Regions from separate parts of the Homo sapiens genome. Here region 1 is linked to region 2. A link is an interaction called in ENCODE POLR2A ChIA-PET data of the cell type or tissue named here. Cell type or tissue: OCI-LY7. All regions are shown on one strand. Links, peaks and the distances in the headings refer to the core of each region. The heading gives the core; the rest is flanking DNA.

Region 1 (2,923 bases), core at 295-2,794, 250 kb after region 2:
TTCATTGATCGTCAGATAAGTAGATGAGAGAAATAAAATATTAGACTTAAATGGTCATTTGTTCTCTTTTTCTATACTTACAAATCTTTTATCAGTTTTACTTGACAAGCCACGGAGGCCAGCTGAAAAAGAACATGGATGAAAATGACAAAGGATGGGTCAACTGGAAGGTAATTAAAACAGATAAACTCTCACATAATTCCAAGTATTTTTATGTTTCTAAAGGTCTACATTTTGTACCTAAATTCTATATAATGCTACTTAATACAACAATCTCCAGATGCAATCTCTGAACCTAAGTCTAAGATTACAAATCAGAGATGCTGAAGAAGGGAGTGAGACATCTGGTAGCTTGTATTTGTTCTCATTAAATCTTCCCTATTTTATGGTCAACTTTTAAAACGTATTTTTAAAAAGAAATAATTTTAAGGGCCTTTATATCATTTCTCCCTAACATACTAGCTATACATTATATGTTACCTATAAAAATGAAGTCACTCTAAATTTTGGAAGTGTGCCTGCATTCTGTTTCTTCTTACTCTGTGCTGGCCACTATCCACATGTGGCTATTGAACTTGAAATGTGACAGTCTGAATTGTGAATTGAGATGTGCTATGAATGTGAAATACATACTGGATTTCAAAGACTCAGTACCACAAAAGAGAAAGAATGTGAATATCTCCTAGGTAATTTTTAAAATATTTATTATATGTTTAAATGATAAACTTTTGGGTATACTGTATTAATAAAATAAATTGTTAAAATTAATTTCACCTATTTTCACTTTTTAAAATTTGGATACTAGAATATTTAAAATTGCCTATGTGGCCTCACAGTTTTTTCTATTGGACCAAATTGTTCTCAGTCATTGGTAAAGGTGACTAAATAGATTGGCCTTGGTACCAGTCCCTGAGGAACTTGATCCTATTTAGGGAAGTACTGGGTTATCCCTATACCTTTTTTCTTTCTCAAAGTCAGTTCTCTCAGTGACACACTTTCCCTTTCACACTCACTAATTCCATAACAAAGGCATTTATTTTATTAATAGCCTATGATATGAAACATTTTCAAAGGCTTTTAAGTTTTTAAGTACAGTATATTTACCAAATCCTGTATTTGTGCCCATTTTTCCAAGAACTAGTGTAATAAATTAAAAGAGGCATGTTTTCAGTTATTTTGCGACTTGTTAAATTTATCATTTATACCATCACCTTTCCAGAGAGACTTGAGATTCATTGGTCTCTAATTAATCAGGTTCCTCTTGGGGCCTTAAATTTGTAATATAACATTTTCCAGAAAACTGGCTATTTATTAATTATACATTTTAGGAGAGAGTTCTTTTGCCTCATTCTTGGTTTCATTAAAAATTATGGATAAATGTCATCTGAGCCTGGTGATACATCTTTTATGCAGTCAATGTGGCTTACAAAATCATGACTGCCAGCTATTGTTCAATTTTGTACCTGTGACCTGACAATTTTGGTGAAGAAGTTTTCAAATGTGTGTCTCTTTGTAGAAACAGATACATGGAATTAATTAAATCTATAAACTATTTCCTTTTCTTTTTTTCTTTCTTTTTTTTTTTTTTTTTTTGAAACGTAGTCGCTTGCACTGTCACCCAGGCTGGAGTGCAATGGTGCAATCTCGGCTCACTGCAACCTCTGCCTCCGGGATTCAAACAATTCTCCAGCCTCAGCCTCCCGAGTAGCTGGGATTACAGGAGCCCGCCACCACACCCAGCTAATTTTTGTATTTTTAGTAGAGACAGGGTTTCACCATGTTGGCCAGGCTGGTCTCGAACTCCTGACCTTGTGATCCACCTGCCTCAGCCTTCCAAAGTGCTGGGATTACAGGCATGAGCCACCGCACGTGGCCAGCTATTTCCCTTTCATGATTCATGTAGATGGAGAGGAAGTAATTGGAGAAGGCATTCTTTGGTCATAGAACAATGTGAGCAAATATGTGGCAGTAAAAATGCGTTTGTTTTGTTGGAACAGAAATAAAGTTGGAAAAGTAGATTACTGCCATATTCAGGAAAGAGTTTTTAAATTAAGGATTTCAGATTTTATCCCACAGAAAAAGATAAAACATTGAAAGTAGTGTTTTTAGAAAATGAGCCTGCTATCAGTGTGTGGAAGTAGGTTGGAGGGGTCTGAGGCCAACAAGGAGGAAATAAAATTAAGAGGCTATTTAAATGATCAAAGTGTGAGATATAAGAAATTGATGTAGTAAATTCAAAATAATGCATTGTAATTATATTATTTCAAACTTTGTTTCATATATTTTTGAATGGATTTGTTTTGGGAAAAGAGAATAATCATTTTTAGCCAACTTTCATAAGGTCTTATTAATTAGTAACCTCTTTCCCTGTTGTCTTAAAGGATATCCATATCAAACCAGAGCACTATAGTGAACTCATAAAGAAAGAAGACCTGATTTACCTTACGTCAGATTCACCTAATATACTGAAGGAATTAGATGAATCAAAGGCCTATGTGATTGGAGGATTAGTAGATCACAACCATCACAAGGTACTATTAAATTTTTATTTTTGCTTTTGCTTGTTCTTAAAATTGATATATCACCATTTCCTGAAAGTAACAATAATACTAATGATAGCTCATCTTTATTGAGTGCCTACTATATGTCAGTCACCTTCTGAGCTAAGCAAAGTATTTCACATAAGTTAGCTTGCTTAATCTTCACTCAACCCAGTGAGATTAGTGCTATTATTATTTACGTTCCACAAGTAAGGAATTCATGGCACAGAGAAATTAAGTCTAAAATCAACAGTAGTAGGTGACAAAGCAGCTATTTGAAACCAGGCTGATTGCTCTGGAGTCCACATGCTTAAATGCTGTCTATGCTTTACTGATAGAAGATTCTGCTGCTAATCAATTGCTAAGCCATTGGAACTTAAACT
Region 2 (2,923 bases), core at 107-2,606:
CAAGTCCCCTAACCCTTTCCTTTAATTAATGAAAAGAATATCCCCTCCAGGCTTCCCTATCTCACATGCTGTGGCCAATCCAGTGATCTGACAATCCAGTGAGATTTCCATGAATTCTGGGGGCTTACAATATCATAGTTTCTGTTCCTCTTACTTCCTGCTTCCATTGACATCTAAGCCACTGAGCCAGTCAGCCAGCGTGCCTTGTGAGGTTGTTCTCTTCTCTCTGTACCACCTGACCAAACAGTAGACATGGTGCCTCTAAGTGCAGCTGTCTTGTCAAACGGTCAAGGATAGCAGACTTGACTAAAGTTTTGCTTAGAGAAATGGAGGAAAGTTTGCATTATAACACAGCTTACATAAAAACTTAACATTAAATAGCAGACATAGCCAAGCATGGTGGCTTATGCCTGCAATCCTAGCAGTTTGGGAGCCCAACGTGGGAGGATTGCTTGAAGCAAGGAATTCAAGACCAGCCTGAGCAAAATAGCAAAGACAGCCTGCCTCTAGAAAAAGCTTTAAAAAATTAGCCAGGTATGGTGGCACATGCCTATAGTTCCTGCTGCTCAGTGGCTGAGGCAGTAGGATCATGTTAGCCAAGGAGTTTGAGGCTGCAGTGAGCTACGGTTGCACCATTGCACTCCAGCCTGAATGACAGAGTGAGATCCTGTCTCTAAAAGAATCTAAAAAGAAATAAATCAATGGCAGACTCTGAGCTGAATCTCTTCAATTCCGCCACAGAGCACTCACTACTTGGTGACCAGCTTTGCCTTCTGGCCACTACTTCCCACCATCTGCACTTTTTCTTCTCTCAAATTTCTCACTCCCTGGCCTCCTGTCCAGCATAAAGATGGTCATTTGAAGAGAAATGCTGTCACCTGAAAGGGAGGTGAGCATTGGAGACCATTAAGCAGATGGCAAAGAACTCTAGGTGACATCAGTTTACCATGCAACTGCCCTGGGTCATGAAGGTTGGGGATGTGTCCTCTTACTATTTGGGTGGTTGGAGACTGTGATGCAGCAGCATTAACGCCTCAGAGAACTGAAGCAGAGGCTGCCCCAAGAACAAAGCAACAGCTAGAGCAGCAGGTGAGCAGAGCTGCAGGCAGAGGCCGACTGTGTGTGAGAGACTCCCCCCTTTTTTCCTGGAGACTTTTAGACACAAGAATGGGAAGGACTGAGACCCGGCCACTAGCAGGTGGAGGGTATTAATCCAGCAACTATACGAACAAATAATGACTTTGCCTAGGATGGACAAGCTGATGGGCCTTGGGGAATATTCAAGTAAATCTACCAAGATATAGAATAGGATGCAGTGCCTTGCCTTGCTTACCTTGCCTTGCCTTGCCTTGCCTTTTTGAGATAGGGTCTCAGTGAAGTGGCACATTCACAGCTCACTGCAACCTCAACCTCCCAGGATCAAGCAACCTCCCACTATCAAGCATCCTCCCACCTCAGCGTCTTGATTAGCTGGGACTACAGATGCACACCATCATACCTGGCTAATTGTTTCATAAAATTAAACAATAAAAATTTTTGTAGAGACAAGGCCTCGCTATGTTGCCCAGGCTAGTCTCATACTGCTGGATTCAAGCAATCCTCCTGCCTTAGCTTCCCAAAGTGCTGGTCATGCAGGCATAAGCCACTGCACCTGGCCTGCTGCAGTTTCTTGTGTTCTCACATCCTCTTTCAATATCCAGAAAAGATACATCATCTTCCCAACGTGCAAACCAAAAAATGAATAAATCTACTCTAAGCTGTGGCCAGTGCTTCTTAAACTTTAATGTGCATATACATCATCCGGGGATGTTGTTAAAACAGATTCTGATTCAATAGGTCTGAGGTGGGGCCTGAGACCTGCCTCGCTGACAAAAGCATCCATGTGATGTTGATTCTGCTTGGGCCACTTTAAGAAGCAAGGGTATGGGAGCACCCCTGATGTGCTCCTTGCCCCCCCAACCCCCCACCTATATTTGCAAACAATGACAAAAAATAGGCACTGAGGGACAAAAGGTAGTTCGTAATCTAAAAGGATGATAGTTTATGGTAGCTTCCAGGCTCTATAGTGAAATGGGGGTGGTGGGATGGGAGAGGAGAAGCATTCCTGAGGCTCCTTCATGGCTCTCTTAATGAGAAAATTCATTTTATCTTCATTGGACTAGCCCAGTAACAAAATGTGCAAATACATTCCCTACTGCAAAGCTGTTCCTTCTGAGGGGCTTGACGGTTTGCTGTCTCCTGATTGCAGTTCCCTGACCCATCGGTAACACTCTTCTTAAAAGGTGGCTCAGTATGATGTTAGCGGGGATTTTTAGATTCCAAACTTGACATTTTAATTATAGAATAAAAGACTTGGACCATTTTCAGAGAACAAGATAGGGGATTATTTTGAGGGACACTTTGGTGTCCCTAAATCAACTTGGAGAGACAGCTAATTTCTAACAGCACTACATTCACCTTGCTTTAATCAGATCTTCTCCTAAGCACTCAATAAAATGTAACAATGTACTGGGGTGAGTCTTTGTCCCGGGGTTATTTGAGCATTAGCTGTGGCAGCTGCATCCAGCCCCAAGTGACATGTATGATCAATTCTTGCCAACATGAGGGTCACACATCCAGCTCTTCCTTTATACAGACAGCCCTTTGCAGAACGGCTCCCCAAAGGGTTATAATTAGAATTGTAAAAGCACATAAACAAAATACAAGCCACATGAGCCTGCCTGCCCAGCTTCAGGAAATTTGAAAGTGTCAGAGAAAAATCTTTGTTTAAAAGTTTTTAGGACAAAAATACAAAAGAGTAGAATTAGATTGAAACAAAATGGTCAAACAAAAATAGGGCAAAATAGTGGCAAAAAAAAAAAAAGCTATTTGTTTATTGAGGATTATGTTTAAAGGTAGGAATTTAGCTGGAGAGAATGAATTG

The links. Peaks named below come from ENCODE experiments on the same cell type or tissue, not always from the same donor. Only the 100,000 strongest peaks of a DNase experiment are listed, where the experiment ranks them.
Region 1: POLR2A ChIA-PET joins it to region 2 with 5 read pairs; 18 of 35 experiments call an interaction of 5 or more read pairs at or near these places.

Annotation. Positions count from the first base shown.
Region 1 is chr4:99,553,393-99,556,315 of GRCh38, reverse strand. It overlaps TRMT10A (tRNA methyltransferase 10A), which reads left to right. Exons shown (of 8, transcript NM_001134665.3): 5 at 96-170; 6 at 2,382-2,531. Among named protein-coding and RNA genes, the nearest start is that of TRMT10A, 9.2 kb to the left of the region's middle. In OCI-LY7, for the core only: no CTCF peak of the experiment used is centred there; no DNase peak of the experiment used is centred there.
Region 2 is chr4:99,803,428-99,806,350 of GRCh38, reverse strand. No RefSeq gene overlaps it. Among named protein-coding and RNA genes, the nearest start is that of DAPP1, 12 kb to the left of the region's middle. In OCI-LY7, for the core only: no CTCF peak of the experiment used is centred there; a DNase peak (open chromatin) is centred at 1,660.